Linked DNA regions of Homo sapiens: region 1 is linked to region 2. A link is a loop called in an ENCODE intact Hi-C map of the cell type or tissue named here. Cell type or tissue: heart right ventricle. All regions are shown on one strand.

The links. Hi-C counts contacts between places; a loop is a spot of excess contacts. Peaks named below come from ENCODE experiments on the same cell type or tissue, not always from the same donor. Only the 100,000 strongest peaks of a DNase experiment are listed, where the experiment ranks them.
Region 1: it touches region 2 in a loop (2.7-fold over the local background); 10 of 110 quality-filtered maps call a loop at or near these places.

Annotation. Positions count from the first base shown.
Region 1 is chr6:168,881,315-168,889,314 of GRCh38, reverse strand. No RefSeq gene overlaps it. Among named protein-coding and RNA genes, the nearest start is that of LINC01615, 280 kb to the left of the region's middle. In heart right ventricle, a CTCF peak has its summit at 4,506 (motif pointing right); a DNase peak (open chromatin) is centred at 4,504; H3K4me3 peaks cover 416 bases; H3K27me3 peaks cover 2,580 bases.
Region 2 is chr6:168,447,120-168,455,119 of GRCh38, reverse strand. All of the region lies in intron 1 of SMOC2 (SPARC related modular calcium binding 2), which reads right to left. Among named protein-coding and RNA genes, the nearest start is that of SMOC2, 9.9 kb to the right of the region's middle. RefSeq lists an enhancer at 1-431. In heart right ventricle, a CTCF peak has its summit at 3,100 (motif pointing left); a DNase peak (open chromatin) is centred at 2,249; H3K27ac peaks cover 2,904 bases; H3K27me3 peaks cover 4,412 bases.

The DNA of each region.
Region 1 (8,000 bases), 430 kb before region 2:
TCAAGTAAGACATAAAACAGAATATCCAGACCAGTGAGCCGTCTTGAACTTCGCAATAAACGTCGATTCCCTGACTTTTGATGCCGAATGTTAGTGGGAGATGTGTGCAACCATGGGGTTCTGCTGGGTCTGGGCAGTGATGGCCGCGCAGGTCCAGCCACCAGCCCCTGGAGGTCAGCGTTAAAATGGCGGCGTCTATGTCAGGACGACAGGAGCCACGGCTTGGCGGAGACCTATCCACAGTCAGCACACCAGCGGACGGGGTTTGCAGAGACAGTTCTAATGATGCTGTTTAAAATAGCTCCGGACTCCTGGACAAGCCAAGAATAAAAGGATGAATAATCAGTGAATAAAAGTGCCTGGCTCTGTTTTTACCCTGGCATCTGGAAATACCCTTTGTGGTCAGTTTTGATAAAAATAATTAGCAAGTCGCATGGGTGATTATAATCAGTATTAATCTTGCACAGCTGAAACACGAGTTTAGTCTACCTTTTTTAAAAAAAGGATCTGCTGGTATTCCTAATCTGTCCTAGGCTGGCCATCTTCCTGATTTAGGTATCTCTGAATCCTTAATGCTGGGCACATTCGAAACCTTGGCATCTCACTCCTAGAGAACAACCCACTCTGTGCCCAACAGCCTGCAGGTTGGCACCTGCCTGGCCTGGGATCTCCCTGTCCCCAGCACCCCAGCGTATCTCCTGCTCTTTCTCTCCATACTCCCCACAGCTGGGCCACAAACTCCAATCCATGGACCACAGCCTCTGTGCAGGCCTTGCCCTCTGAGCAGCTGGAGAGCAGAACGATGTCCATCATGTTGAAAGAGGCCAAGTTAGGGGGGCAGGTGAGCCAAGCCCCTCGTCTGGGACAGGGGCCCTCAGAGGCCAGCAGAGACCCTGTGTGAGGGGAACCGGGCCCCGCGTCTCATCCTGAGACCCCAGGAGCAGCTGGGATGAAGATCCTAGGACTGCTCATTTGTTTCCATTGCTGCTGTAACAAATCACTGCAAATCACTGCTTAAAACAACACAGATTGGTCCCCTCACAGTTCTGCAGGCCGGAAGTCTAAAATCCAGGCGTCTAAAATCCAGGTGTCGGAGCTTTGAGGGAGAATCCCTCTTACTGCCTTTCCCAGCGCGAGAGGCTCTCTGCATCCTGGGCTCCCGGCCCCTTCCCCATCGTCACACCTCAGCCTCTGGTTTTGGGGTCACAGCTCCTTTTCCTGACTTGGATCCCCAGCCTCCCCGCTATGAGAACCCTGTGTCAGCGTCCCCACCCCCAGATGGGCCAGGGTCACCTCCCCATCTCACCAGCAGATTCCCAGCTTGAAACAGTAATTTAATTGCACTGCAGAGTCCATTTTGCCAGGTAAGGAAAAGCGCAGGTTCCTAGGTGGGTGGAGACGCGCAGATCTTCAAGGGCCGTCGTCCATCCTCCTACGGAGGGGCCCAGAGGCACAGGTGAGGTCAGCCCCGGGCAGTGGTGCAGGCACTACACACACGATTCTTTTGCTGCTACAAGCTCTTCAAGAGTCTACGGAAATGTTTCTGAACACAATTTTATTGGCTCCCAAACAGGAAAAGTTACTGCAAACTTTAATAAAGGTTTACTCATTCACCTACAAAAATTTCACTTGTGTATTCACAAACGATTATAACTTTTTTTTTTTTTTTTTGAGATGGAGTCTTGTTCTGTTGCCCAGGCTGGAGTGCAGTGGCGCGATCTCAGCTCACTGCAACCTCCGCCTCCCGGGTTCAAGCGAAGGAATGAGGCACCTGGCCTCTAGTGAGCACGGCTCTCGGGCGAGGTGGGTGACGCTGGGTTTGCTTTTCTCTCTGTACTTTTTGTTTTTGTTTTCTGAGGTGTGCCATATGATGAAAAGATGTTGGGTCCTTAAATTCAACTTTCAGTGGGAGAAATGCTTTCATCCTGGGCTATGATTCTGCGGGAGAACCAGGTGGTTCTTCTCACGAGATACACTCAATCCTCATTTTCGACTGTGAATGTTTCTGAGGGAAGGGTAACAGTAAGTGGGGAAGGGAATAGGCCCTAAGTCAGGGATAATAACCTTTTCATTCCCTGGGTTCAAGCGATTCTCACTCTCAGGGCGAGCACCGTGCCTGTGCGCTTCCTGAGATAAGTCTCAGCGACGGACCGGCACAACCTCCGTTTGACTCCACAAATGCTGAGTGTGGGCAGGAACCGCTTTTTAAATATTAACTAACTTTAAATTACATCAGTCCCTTTTTCAGAGCAGTGAAACCCGCCAGGGTGCAAACACAAAGGTTCTTTTTAATAAAGAAAAAAAAATCACAAATAGGAATACAGAAAGAACATCTGTTATTTTTAGAATACTTCTTACACTTTTTACTTTCTCATTAACAACTGATAGTATGTCATGCATTTTAAACTTCTTTTTTTTAAGAGGAAAAGGAAAAAAGAAAGAGAAAAAAGAAGAGAAATAAACCACAGAAGCTGACAAAAATCCATCGGCCCACAAATATTAATATTTTATGAACTCCTAATCTGTGTCCAGTGCTGGGCTGGGCTGAATATTCGTTCTGTCACAACCTGCTTTCACATTTTTCCGTTGATGGGCTGCCTGACATAACCTCTCAGTAGATACAGAAATACAGAAATAGCCCTTGCATAATACATTCTGGAGGTGACGTAGGAACTCTCTGCTGTGCCATGTGGGGACGCTAATGAAAAAGCTGAGCTGGCCCGTCGACTCTGTGGGCGCCGATGGTGTGTAAATCTTGTGCGCGCCCGGCCAGGGTGGCCAGCCTGCGGCCTGGGGACGGAGGGGCGCGGCTGCCCCAGACGCTGTCCGTGTGGCCCGGCCGGCACCGGGGCCACCTCCCGGCCACAGCCTCCGACGGCCACCACCTGGGGAGGCCCCGCCAGTGACAGCGCCCAGTTACTGGAAACTGCGTGGCTATGTCTTGGGGTCGGTTCCTGAGCAGCTCATAAATAAGGGCTTCCAGAGGTGCGTTTTCTATTTGCAGTAACCCCCTTCTCCTCCCACCTCCTCAAGTGATAAATCTAGCAGCGAACTCAACGGCGTCGTTGTTCCCGCAATACTAGGGTCAGAAATGAATCAATGCCGCAGTGTCGCTCGGCCGCAGACAGGCCGTAAATATACCATTATTAATCTCTGCTTAATAAATGAAAAGGCGGGGCCGCATGGCTGCTGGCTGCGGTGTCTGTGCGGCCCGGATCAGTGGCCTCTTTGTTTGGGGTGAGGTGGGTGGGGGACTGGTGTTGTCACCTGAAAACGGAGACATGGATCACACCCCTGTCCCCAGAAGGCCCCACCGTTCACCATTGATGACTCACAAACACAACTGTGGGGCTCTGAATCCAGAAAGAATGCACACTCGCTGGGCGTGGGAATGGTGGTGCCTCTGGAATAAACATTTACCCTGGAGGTGTGTGTCTGCTTGCAACACAAACGTCTGTCCATGCTGCAGTCTCTGTGTTCCCATCGCCCCGCATGACGCTGCCTCTTCACAGGGTCAGGAACAGCGCCTGTCTAGAGGGTGCAGGGAGAAGGGAGCAGCAGTTGTTGGCTCCGAGAGCAATTTTTCATGTCCTTCCACACAAGCTCTCCCTCCTCACTTTCAGTCACCTGCAATGGTGGAATTTTTTTACCCTTATTTTAAAAATTAAAATGTACACACATGAAGATTCCAAAATAATTCGTTACTTCCTCAAACTGCAGCAAATGGGGAAAGTCAGAGCAAGACCCAGATCTTTGGAATTCAGATCCACTCTTCACACCGCCAGACGAGGCTGGGATGGCCTGGGATTCAGGAGAGGCGGTGAAGTTGGAGGGGGTCAGCAGCCCTCACGGCTACATCTGCAGGAGGACCACCAGGGGCCAGGCCCAGCGCTGGGTGAGCCTCCCTCCTCCTCTGCAGCAGGACCCCCATGGGGCCAGGCCCCGGGCTGGGTGAGCCTCCCTCCTCCCAGGCTCTGCAGGCCTCCTGGGCCTGGGCTCTCCGTGGCCCCTATCTGAAGCCCCGCTCTTCATACATTTGGCTTCCCAGCTTCTTCCCAGGTAATCCGACCATTGGCTTTACCCAAATCACTCAGGATTCAGGAGGAAAGAGCAGGTGAGGCAAAAAGGAGAAAGGGAAGCACAGAAAACTACGAAGAAATAATTAACAATCCTTCCATGCTAGAAAGAGGAAAATGCATTCATCCTTTCAGAATCCCGCGGGGCGGTTCCCGCCTGATGGAGCCAAGGTCCCCGCGGGTCTGGAACCCCTGGACAGGCCCGGCCTGATGAGCCATGCACGGTCCTGCAGGTCTGGACCCCCTGGACAGACCCGGCCTAATGAGCCATGCACAGTCCTGCAGGTCTGCGGTTCTCAAACCCCTGGACAGGCCCGGCCTGATGAGCCATGCACGGTCCAGCAGGTCTGGAACCCCGGGCAGGCCCCCAGGCAGCCCCGGCCCTTGGCGGCACCCGCGGAGCCGGCGCGCTGCGCAGCCTGAGCACCAGAGGGCGCTGGCGCGCTTTAAACGCGGACGGGAATTGGAAGCCCTGGTTCTGCCGCTCCCCGGTCCTTCCCGCGTCTCACGCGACGCCGGCCATGCAATTATTTGTGCACATAATTACGGCATAAAACGGACGCACGGTGAGCCCTTTAACGCACCCTGTCTAAATATCTGATAGTTTTCAGTTCCATGGACACATTCTGGTGGATTCAGGTTTTGACACTTCAATGATTTCGGAAGCCCTGTAAGAAAAGTAAAACCGAATTACAAACAGGAAGGACAGCAGGAAGCCCTCGCCTGCAGTGAGAAGAGAAACCTCAACAACACTACGCGTTCTGAAAACCTAGCAAATCTTCTCCAACAAGGCCCATCTGAACGTGATACAATGTTTCTACTGAATAACGGCCCCACATACACATTTCCCCCAATTTTTCTGCATATTATTCAACCACCTTTTCATGTGCCAATGGCTATCTCTATTTTAATATTGTTTTCCTTAGAGAGAACAGAAAGAAAACTCAGTTTCCAGAGTCGCAGGAAATAGAGTTGTATTGGGACTGCGCGGTGAGCCTAAACCCGTGGTCCGCCGCAGAACTTGCTTTTCCGACTGCCAGCCCCGCCCGGCACTGCCGACGCTGGGGTTCTGAAAAGTTCTACCTTGCACAAGTAATTGCCATTGTGTTTGTGCCACATGCCTTTTCCTGTGTGTGATGTGTTTATCGCTGCATGTACTGCATTCTCGACAGGAGATGCTTGACAGACGAGGACTTTTGTTTGGATAAGGTGGGGATGAACCTGCATATAATTTAGGGTGTACAGATTGGAAGAATTTCCTGCAGAGCAGCTTCGGGGTCGGCGCCTTTGAGCCTTGTGTCTGCCTGGCTGTCCATCCCCCTGGGCCCTGGAGGACCCTTCTGCGTCGGAACTGACCTCTGGCCCTGCTCCTTCTTGTCACAGGCCGGGTGAGACACACGGTGGTTGGGTGAATGTTCTGGAAGCCACTTCCACACTGGGAAGATCAGCAGTAATTCAACTATCCACAGACGTGATGGTGAACCATGAGTGGATCCCACCATGCCAGAGTGAAATTACTGCAGTTCATCTCTTTTCAAATTGGATCTCAAAGTCCTCATGATCCCTTCGATGCCACCAGACACCAGGGAATGGCGGCAGAGAGGACATGGGAGGGGATGGAGAGCTGTCCAGACTCCGTGAAGACAGACATGTGTCCAGCTTCCCTCCTGAGTCCCTGCAAGAGACGGCAGCTGAGGGAGCTCACATTCAAGCTTCATGGACTGCACTGTAAATCCGTCTCCTAACAAGTTTGAAATGATTTAGAATAAATGAACCTAGAGTCATAGAATCACTGTTATTTGAGATTGAAGGGAACTTTTACATACACTGTCTGGCCTGTGGCTCTATCTGACAAATGAGAAAACAGACCCAGAATCTCAGAGCAGGGGCATGATACAGCACCAGCTCCCAGTTGGCCCTTTTTCACCTTATAGATTAAAGGTTTTCTTCCTTATTGGCAACCTACTTTAGAAGTCATTAAGTATCTCTCTGAGGAACTGCATGTGCTTCCAAAAGTTAAGCAAAGTTTCGAAGTTAGGTGCTGCAGCAAAACCTTTAAAAAAACCCAAAGTCTATATAGGCTGCTCTCTGCCCTACGAGTGCAATAGAAGAGTAACCCTTCTAGTGTAAGTCAAGGCTTGACATGGCCAACTCCGAAACCAAGTATTTAGGGAAGAGCATCCCGTCTAGCGTAAGTCTTGACACGGCCAAACCCGAAATGAAGTATTTAGGGAAGAGTAACCCTTCTAGTGTAAGTCAAGGCTTGACACGGCCAACTCCGAAAACAAGTATTTAGGGTGGGGTCGGGATAGTGAAAAGGGGAAGCGTGGATGTCCACCCAACAGGAGGCCGGATGCTGTGAGGTGGATTTAACCTGGCAGCACAGCCAAGGGCATACTTCAGTTATGGGGCAGAATCCTCTGATTCCTGCGTCTTTTGTTGCCATGTTCTTAAAGCTAGGGAAACAGTTCCACAGGCTTAACATGAAAACAGAGTAAGTATGGGACAAAATAAGGAAAACTTTGATAGATTGTATTTGGAATATGCCACCCCCTTTTCCACTGTGCCATGATAAAATAAAAATGTGGAGTTTATGGTTTATGTTCTGGGAAACATCAATTGTTTTAGGAGCGTGATAAATACTTTTCATTGGAGCCTAGGCTTGTACCTATTAGACTCACAGTACATTTTGCTACATAGAACTCATGGCTCCTACAAAAGATTTTTTCTTGCATGTTTACATGAAATAAAGCATTATTACAACATCGTGAATATTTTTACAATTAAAACTGAAGTATTTGATTGTTATAGATGGGCTAATAAGTTTCTTATTGGAAACTTGGAATTCTTCTTCTGGAAATCTTCGCTATTCCCGCAATATGTCAGCACTGCAGACACCATCAACCCCATTTTCTACAATTTGTCTATATTCTACTATTTCCATATTAAATAATTTTATTTGCTTTAGGCCACTGTTCTGCGTTCTACACCAAAGCAAAATGTGTGTGTCATGGGACCCAGGACTGGGCTCTAAGAAACGCAGAGCTTCCGTCTCCTTGTTGGGAGCTGTGGAAATGACTGGCTCGTCAAGTAATGACTTCTGCTTCTCACACACCTTGCAACCCTGACCCCTGTGTCACATCACGGGATATCATGGTCTCACACACAGACCATTCAAAGACTGGCATACCTGATGTTTCAGATTTCAGCTCTCCGTTCCCAAAAGCACATTCTACTTGTCTCCAGGATTTTCTTTATAAACACTCAAATCTGGTCAAGTCTGTAGGCTGGAGCCTGAACTCCTCCGTAGCTCATAAGTCTACATGGAATCCACCCATCTCTGTCATCTTGTGCCCCCTTTCCTCTGTGAGCTCCAGGTTTAAGCTACAACAGACCCTTCATCAGCCATCGGACACACCTTGCCTTCTGAAGGTTCTGCGGCTCAGCTTAGAATGGCCTCCCTACCAAGGATTATTCAGTTAAAATGTTCTTGAAACTTGGATTACATTGCTTGCCTCTCTGTTTGCAACATTAACTGCATATATTTTCTAATATAGTGCAGTAATCTTATTTTAATTACATGTTTATATCAAATTTTTTCATTACAATGTGAGGTTCTTCGACTCTGCCTTCTTTATGCTAATTCTGAGCACAGTGCCCAGCTTAGTTCATGGCTTCCATTAAGAAATCGTCAAAGATATAAATGAATAAACGGCTGTGTATACATTAGGGTGCAATAGTAATTGTCAGGCTCAATTATAGACTATTCAGGACAATCAGCCAAAAACTAAGCTAGGGAAACACTAATGGCATACAAATATTTTAGGTTCTTCTCTAAAGGAGCTCCTGGATAGCTGGGAAGCCCTTTGACCTTGAGTCTAGTTCCTAAGATCTTGCTAAGCCCTCAGTGGTCACTGAACTCAG
Region 2 (8,000 bases):
CCCTTCATGGCAGCCCGTCCTCACTCCGCCCCGGCACCCTGCAGGGGCCCCTAACAAGCCCTCCCCTCCTGTCCTGGGCTCCCTGAACCCAATACACACAGCTCCCATCTGAGACCCCGGCCACCAAGACCCTCTGGAGTCATCTTGAGAGCCACCTTTGGGCCAGCGCCGACCCTCGGCCCCACACTATTATCCGGTCTCAAACCGGGACCCTGGCCACAGGGACCCCGGCCACAGGATGTGCACCTGTAGCATCTGCTGGAACACTGGCCACGCACAACCTGTCCCCAGCAGCGTCTTCAGCACATGGCCAGTACAGGTGTAGCTTCAGGATGCGTCCCATGGAGAAGTTGTAAGCTCACCTCCAAATCAAGACACACCCGGAGTGCTGTGGTATGATTTTTTTCACATATTTTAGTGGGTTTTCTTTTCCCTTTCTTCATCAAAGCCTCCTCTGTTCCCCAGAATGTGTGTTTAGAAAATCCCAAGAACAATCTGATCAAGCACCGGCTGAAGGGCAAACGGTCTACCTGCAAACACCTGGTCTCACTGCCCAGGTGCCTCCCATCTGCAGAACCTGTCAGAGCCGCAGTCTGGCCCTACCCAGGATGGGGAGATGAGTTGGGGGCACGTGTCCTGAGAGCTCTGGGTTTCGTGCTGTGAAGTTACGAGGGGCTATTTTCAGTTCTGAATGAACCTGGAAAACCCAGAAAGCATCTAAAGAAGAAAGGGTGAAGAAAATGTGTGACCAAAAAAAAAAGCCCAGTTAGATTTCGGCTGAGGTTAGTTCTAGGTTAGTTCAATTCTTCTTCACAAACACTTCAGCGATGCCTCAGCTCTCAGAGCCACAGAGCCCTTGGGCCTCCTCATCCTTCCTGGGGGAGCCGGGACACACAGAGCCCAGAGGCAGCCCAACAGGAGAGACGGCCACAGGGCAGAGTCACAGGAGGACACAGAGTGACCCCCTGCAGGCATCATGGACTGGGTGGAGCCTGGGAGAACAGAGACAGAGAGATGAATAAAGATAGGGAAATAGATGAATAGAGTAAGAGAGACACAGAGATAGTACAGAGATGGACAGAAAGAAGACACACAGAGACAAGGACAGAGAGAGATCGAGACAGAAATAGAGGGGCAAAGAAAGATAGACAAAACAGAGAGGGAGAATGGCAGAGACCAAAGATAGAATCAGAGAGACAGAGAGAGAGGAAGACAGAGAGAAAGAGAGATAGAGAGACAGAGATGGAGAATGGCAGAGATCCAGAGAAAGAATGAGAGACAAACAGAGAGACGGAGAGAGATAGAGGACAGAGATGGAGAATGACAGAGACCAAGAGATAGAATCAGAGAGACAGAGAAAGAGGGAGACAGAGAGACAGAGATAGACAGAGATGTAGTATGTAGAATGGCAGAGATCAATAGACAGAATTAGAGAGACAGAGACAGAAAGAGACAGGAAGAGACAGAGAGAAAGAGACAGAGAGAGACAAAGAGACAGAGACAGGAAGAAACAGAGACAGACAGAAAGAGAGAGAGCAAATGGCAGAGACTGAGAGAATCAGAGAGACAGGTACAGAGAGAGACAAAGAGACAGAGAGAGACAGAGAGACAAAAAAGAGAGCGAGAGAATGGCAGAAACTGAGAGACAGAACTGAGAGACACACAGAGACAGAGAGAAAGAGAGAGCCTAGCCTCTAACTCTCCACTTGGCTTTGCCAGGGAAATTCTTTTCTCCTTTTTGTTGAACTCCAGGGTAGACTGAGAAGAGTGAGGAGGAGACCCGGAGACAAAGGCACAGCCCGAAATGACAGGGCCGCAGGGTGACGGAGCCTTGAGGCCACCACACCCCCTGGCTGCCCCACACCCTCTTGGGGCACAGCCCTGGGTCCCGAGTTCCTCCCCCACCCCCGCCCGCATTTGTCAGGCCACCCTGAGCACACTCTAGAACAGCCTGCACCTGCCTGCGTCGGACAGCAGATTCAAGCCACACTGCCCTGAATTCCTCAGGGCAGATTGCCCTGAGTGTCCGGCCAAGGCCCTGGGGACTCTGGTGCAGAAACAGAGGCTGTGTCCTCCCAAGACCGACTTCCAGGGAACTATGCCCCCGGCCCTGCTGTCAGAGCCACTGGGAGGAGGGCGTCCTGCCCCTGCTGTCAGAGCCACTGGGAGAAGGGGGTCCTGCGTGGAGCCCAGAGGAAGCCCCAGAAATTGACAGAGTGTGGCCTGGGAGTCAGCCTCGTGTCAGCCTCCAGGAGCAGAGCAGGACAAAAGCCTCGGCCTGGCGGGCTGCCCTCCTTCCTGCTGCCTTCTAGAATAAAGTTGGCCAGACAACCTACAGATATGTTTGGAATTTAACAAAACAAAACGAAATTAAAAGGTAGTAGAAATGAGGGAAGGGACTAGGAATGGTGTACAAATCTAAATGACAGCTGCTAATGATTTTTCAAAATTTCCTTCAGATTTTGGGGTACAAAAAAATGCAAGTGGTGTTTTGAATATCTGAGCACAGAAATTTTGATTTGCTGCACTTATTGTTCTTTTGGGTTAAAATCCCTCATGAAAATCACATGTCTGAGAATCCTATTACTGGAGAACACTGAAATATAATATTCATTTAGCAAATAAAATAAGTTAAGCGATTGCTTTGAATAAAACCCGACTCACAAAGTGGACTGACCTCACAGCAAAAAGAAAATAGCACCCTATTTAGCCAGTCCAGGCCCCAGGCAGGCAGCCCGCCTCACACTCCCCCTGCTTACTCTGGTTATTTTAAAACCAAAATTCTGCTTCAATAACATGATACTCTTATCTGATATGTGGGTAGTAATCCTGAATGTAACATGCATATCCCAGACTTCTAAATAAAGACAGTAGAAACATCAAGCTAAAATGTCCCTGCTTTTTAATTCCCTAATTTAGCATTCTGCATCATGAGCCAATTCTTTAAAGCTGGAAAGTTGAACTCACTTGGGGCAGCAGGCCCGTGGGGTATTTTTGCAGGCAAGGTGGCAGAAACTTTGCTGGTGGTGGTAACCCCAGACCCCACCATGCGACCCTCCCCTAAAAGACAGAGCTCAGCCATTCTGGGGCTCCCTCCTGTGGTGGATTCTTGGAACCAGGGAACCTGGGAGACAACCTCTTCCACCTCTTCCAAAAAAGGACAGGGGCTTCCCCTCACACCAGCTGGGTGATTGCACCTGGATGTTTCCAGCAGGGTGTAGGTGGTGGGAGAGATGCCAAGAGTACAAAAAAAGAAGTTATGACTCCACCTGGGTTTTATCTCTAAATGAAAAGAAAGATCTATCTTTGGCAACTCTCTCCAAAAGAGAAATCTTTTAAGAATGAAGAACTGATTAGCATACTCACAGATCTGCGTATCCTAAAAAGAAAGAACTTAACGGACGTGTATGTTCAGGTCAGAGAGATTGCTCAGTTTCCTTAGCCTAAGATGTTTACAAAAACCTAGAAAATATACACCCAGAGAGGGAGGGAGAGAGAGAGAGAGAGAGAGAGAGAGAGACAGAGACAGAGAGAGACAGAGAGAGAGCGCGAGCTGCCTGGCAGGGATTCTGTGAGGACACAGGAGATCATGTCTGCAGGGCACAGAGAGAGGGCTCTGTCATGTTTTAGGAGAGAAGGGTACAGAGTGTAAAGTGGGTTTTTTATTCTTACAGGCACCTTAATCCCATGTTTCAGATGCTTTCATCCTGTTTCTGGAGAAGGCGTCCATGTTTCCAGAAAATAGCCTTCGCATGTGGCAGAATGAGGCAGAAAACATGCTCTTATGACTATTCAGAGCTCATGGGACAACGTTCTTCACAAAGTGTCAATTATTGGATGAGTGTAAGCTTTTAGAGTAACATTTCCAGTTACATGTACTCGGGAGTTCAATTTAGCATTTTACTGATGATTTCCAAGACCCCGGCTGCAGGCAGGGGCGACCCGAGGGAGGGAGGGAAAGCTCAGTATTCAGCTCTCCTGGGCTTTCCCCTGGGGAATAAATCAGTGCAGCAAATGGAAAGGTAGCCTGAGGGAGTGAGCTCTAGCCACACCCATTGCTTGGGAGAATTAAGGCCAACCCATTCACGGGAAGAAACAGGATCCTGTAACACATTTGCATCAACTGGTGGCTGTATTTCCAACCTAGGATAATGGAATCAAGATGAAAATCTAGTTTGAATAAAAATAATACGTAAAGTATCATGTGGGGGTGCCAAAAAATTCAAAAAACAATGAGTGGTGGAAACTGGTTTAGCAGAATCTTAAATTTGGAGACACTTAGGATTATTATCTGATCACCAACTAGTGCCACCTCACAAGGTCACGTTCGGGTTTAAGTGACCAAATGCTTGTGCAAGACCATATCTGGTGTTGGGACCACATTCTTAAAAGGATATCAATGAACCAAAGCTCCAAACAGAACCCGGTGGAGAAAAGGAACTGAAAGTGTCAGGGCCCGAGATCATTCTTTTACATCCTGGGGAAGCAGCATCTACTACATGCATCCAGCACTTCAACATGAATATCTCATTTAGTCTACACAAACACCCCAAATACTGGAAGAGAGAACCCAGGGCCTGAGAAGAAAGGGGTAGAGGAACAGGGAAGAGAAGGACTGGCTGGGAAGGGGACCCATCTGCTGACAACCTAAGCATCTTGTTTAAATACTTAAATAAGGGGCCCTGGAAAATAGATGATGTCCGTTCCTGTTGATTCATTAAGAGATAAATGTTTAAAGATTACACAACTCTCAGCCTTCATTCAAACACAAACCCTTTCAGCATTCCTAGTTGACAACTTCTTATATAGGATCCAAGAGGAATTCTCCTTAGAACAAATTTCGCTCTATGGTGACTGGCATGACAGCAGGCCACCAGAATGCTCACATTATCTTTCTTGCTCAGTGTTCAAAACTTTATGTACATTTGTATTCCAAAGACAGAGGCCTAGACTGTCTTTGAAAGGGCCGTAATGTCATATTATCCAGATTGATTCACCAGTAAAAGCTACCTTCATCTTTTCTCTCTCCTTCCTTTTCTTTTTTCTCTTCTCTCTCTTCTCTTTCTCCTCCTCCTCCTGATAGATAAGCACATCTCAAGGAAGCAGCAATGACAGGATCCTGATTGAAACTCACTGTCCTTGGGAATGTAGGACCACAGGGCACAGTCCTGACCAGGGTCGGAATGGGATTTGATAGGCTGCTAACTGCTTCTTCTTTGATGCGGCCATTTCACAGTGAAGAATATGACTGTCCCTCTAAAGATATGTATGTTACAAAATTTAACTCAATTGTCCTTTGAAATGAAGGGATGACAGAAAAGCACGTGTTTATTTTATGCTTCATTAAAGGTAATGAAACCTTCTAGAGGGTCCAGAAGTGCTTGTCACACACAGGGAGCTGGACAGCCCAGAATCTTAATGCCAAAGAATGGCCATGCACGGTTTATCTGACAGTCCCAAGCTGCCAGCCACCGCAAAATGAAAGGATACTAACTTCTTTTTTCCAAGGTACATTTTAGGTTAGTTTTAATTGTACTTAAAAAAATTCTTGATTACATAGACCCACATCCCATGTGGCATGAATTAATATACAACCAAAACCAAAAATATACCCTAAAGTTGGCCTGATTCTTTTTCATCCAGATCTCTCAAATTATTTTTAAAATTATAAGCACATATGGAATTTCCTTTGTTATTTGAAATTTCTATCTCCTATCTAAAAGTAATTCTCTTATTTAAAAGGTGACTATATTTTATGAAGTCATTTTCCCTCAATTCGATTGCTAATGTCAGGAAGAATATTACAGTGACCGCTATAAATGTGAGGAAAGTTTGTACACATGGTTCTGAGATACGACTTCAGATTTACATTTTTTTCTCAACGTTATAAGAAACGCCATGGCAGAGGAATAAGGGGGCAAGCGTGTGGGTGGATTCATGTGAAGACGGATCAATCTGCACAGACACTGGGAATCAGACAACAGAAGCTGGACACAGGGAGCCACAGGCAGGTCTGCGTTCACTTCTGAAGATGGGCGATGGGCCACAAATGTGGTTCCATGTGAGCGAAGAAAGAAAAAACCAGGTAATTAGGTGTAAAAAAACTGAACATGGGGGTTAGATTTTGAGTGGCACATTAGACCCACAACACCAAATGCAAGCAGGGCATCATAAAATAGTAAAATTGGAAAATATTTGGTGATATGTGTCTGCCCAACACAGGGACCCCATTGAGGTAATATCAACCCTACCATTCTAAAACTGAAAACGTGCCCAAAGACATTAGAATTATTAGTCTACTCACTCCAACAACACGTTTCCATCCTTGCTCAAAGTGCTACGAATATGTTAATTAGTACTTTACTTTAAAACGTAAATATGTATCGCAAGGCTTATGGTAGGAAGAGGGAGTTTAGCAAAAGATGTGCATAAGCCTCATTGCCTCAGTGGAGACAGGGTAGCCAGCACCATCCTCCTCCCCATCACCATCCTCCCCATCACCATCCTCCTCCCCATCATCGTCCTCCCCATCACCATCCTCCTCCCCAGTTCTGTCCTCCTCCCCATCTCCGTCCTCCTCCCCATCCTCATCCTCCTCCCCATCACCATCCTCACCATCCCCGTCCTCCTCCTCATCCCCATCTTCCTTGCCATCTCCGTCCTCCTCCCCATCCTCATCCTTCTCCCCATCATCGTCCTCCCCATTGCCATCCTCCTCCCCATCTCCATTCTCCCCATTGCCATCCTCCTCCCCATCTCCATCCTCCTCCCCAGCGCCATCCTCCTCCCCAGTGCCATCCTCCTCCCCAGCCTCCTGGGAGTGGTTCCACACCTTCTGCTTTGCTCCTGAAAGCCCAGGTCACCACCAGGAGGGCTGCTCAAGTCCAGCACAATGTTGCTTTCATGGCAGAGAATTTGAAAGAGTCTCTTCTGTGGGAGGATTTTGCTCCTTCACAACTCAGCCCTCAATATCATCAACTCACCACTAATCCTAGTCACAAATCGCAGGTCGGTTTGGGCCTGATGTGGGAGAATGCCTACCATCTTCCTGGTCCACTGTGGGCTGATACATGGGACAACCCTGACCTGGGCAGGGAAAGCCTTCAGGAGTCAATGTCCCTAATCCCAAGAAGAAATCAAATGTCCATGGTGACACCCAGCTGGTATGCAGGGTGGATTTATTTGATTCTAGCGCCTTCACTGATCACTGAACAGAGTAAGAGATAAACAAAACACCCTGACGCAGGCAAGGTCAACTTACATACCACAGCATTTTTTTTTTTTTTTTTGCCAACAAACTGGTGAACTTGTCCTTTAAGAAGTGACTAAAATCCAGCAGACTCGGTATCCAAAATGAGATGGGCCTAATGGTGACCTGCACTCAAGGGCTCTGAACCCCTGATCAAACACACCACAGGCCATCGTGTTTACCTACAACTCTTCCACCTTCAGAAACTTTGTTATTATTGGAAGACTCTTTTCTAAGAACCTCAAATGTTAAGAGTTTGCCTACCCCTTTCCCCCCAAAAATGTCTGCCCTCGGCTGGGGGCTAGGGCAGGGATAGGAACAGTGAGAGATGATGCAGCTGGCTCTAGGGCAGGGCCCAGGGCACCCACACTTTAGCAGAAGGAAGGAGTGTGAGGAACAGAAACTAGAAAACCCTTCAGGGAGTCTCAGCTGGTGCTAAAATAGAAATAGCAGCATCCACGGTCAGTATCTTGGTAAAAGGAGAAGCAAAGGAAGTTTCTTCTAATTTGGGCAGAAGCATAAAAGAGAAAGAAAATCGATGACCAGCCACAGTGAGTGGATCACCTGAGCTCAGGAGTTCGAGACCAGCCTGGACAGCATGGCAAAACCTCATTTCTAAAAAAAAAAATACAAAAAATTAGCCAGGCGTTGTAGCGTGTGCCTATAGTCCCAGCTCCTCAGGAGGCTGAGGCAGGGGAATCGCTTGAGCCCAGGAGGCAGAGGTTACAGTGAGCCAAGAGTGCACCACTGC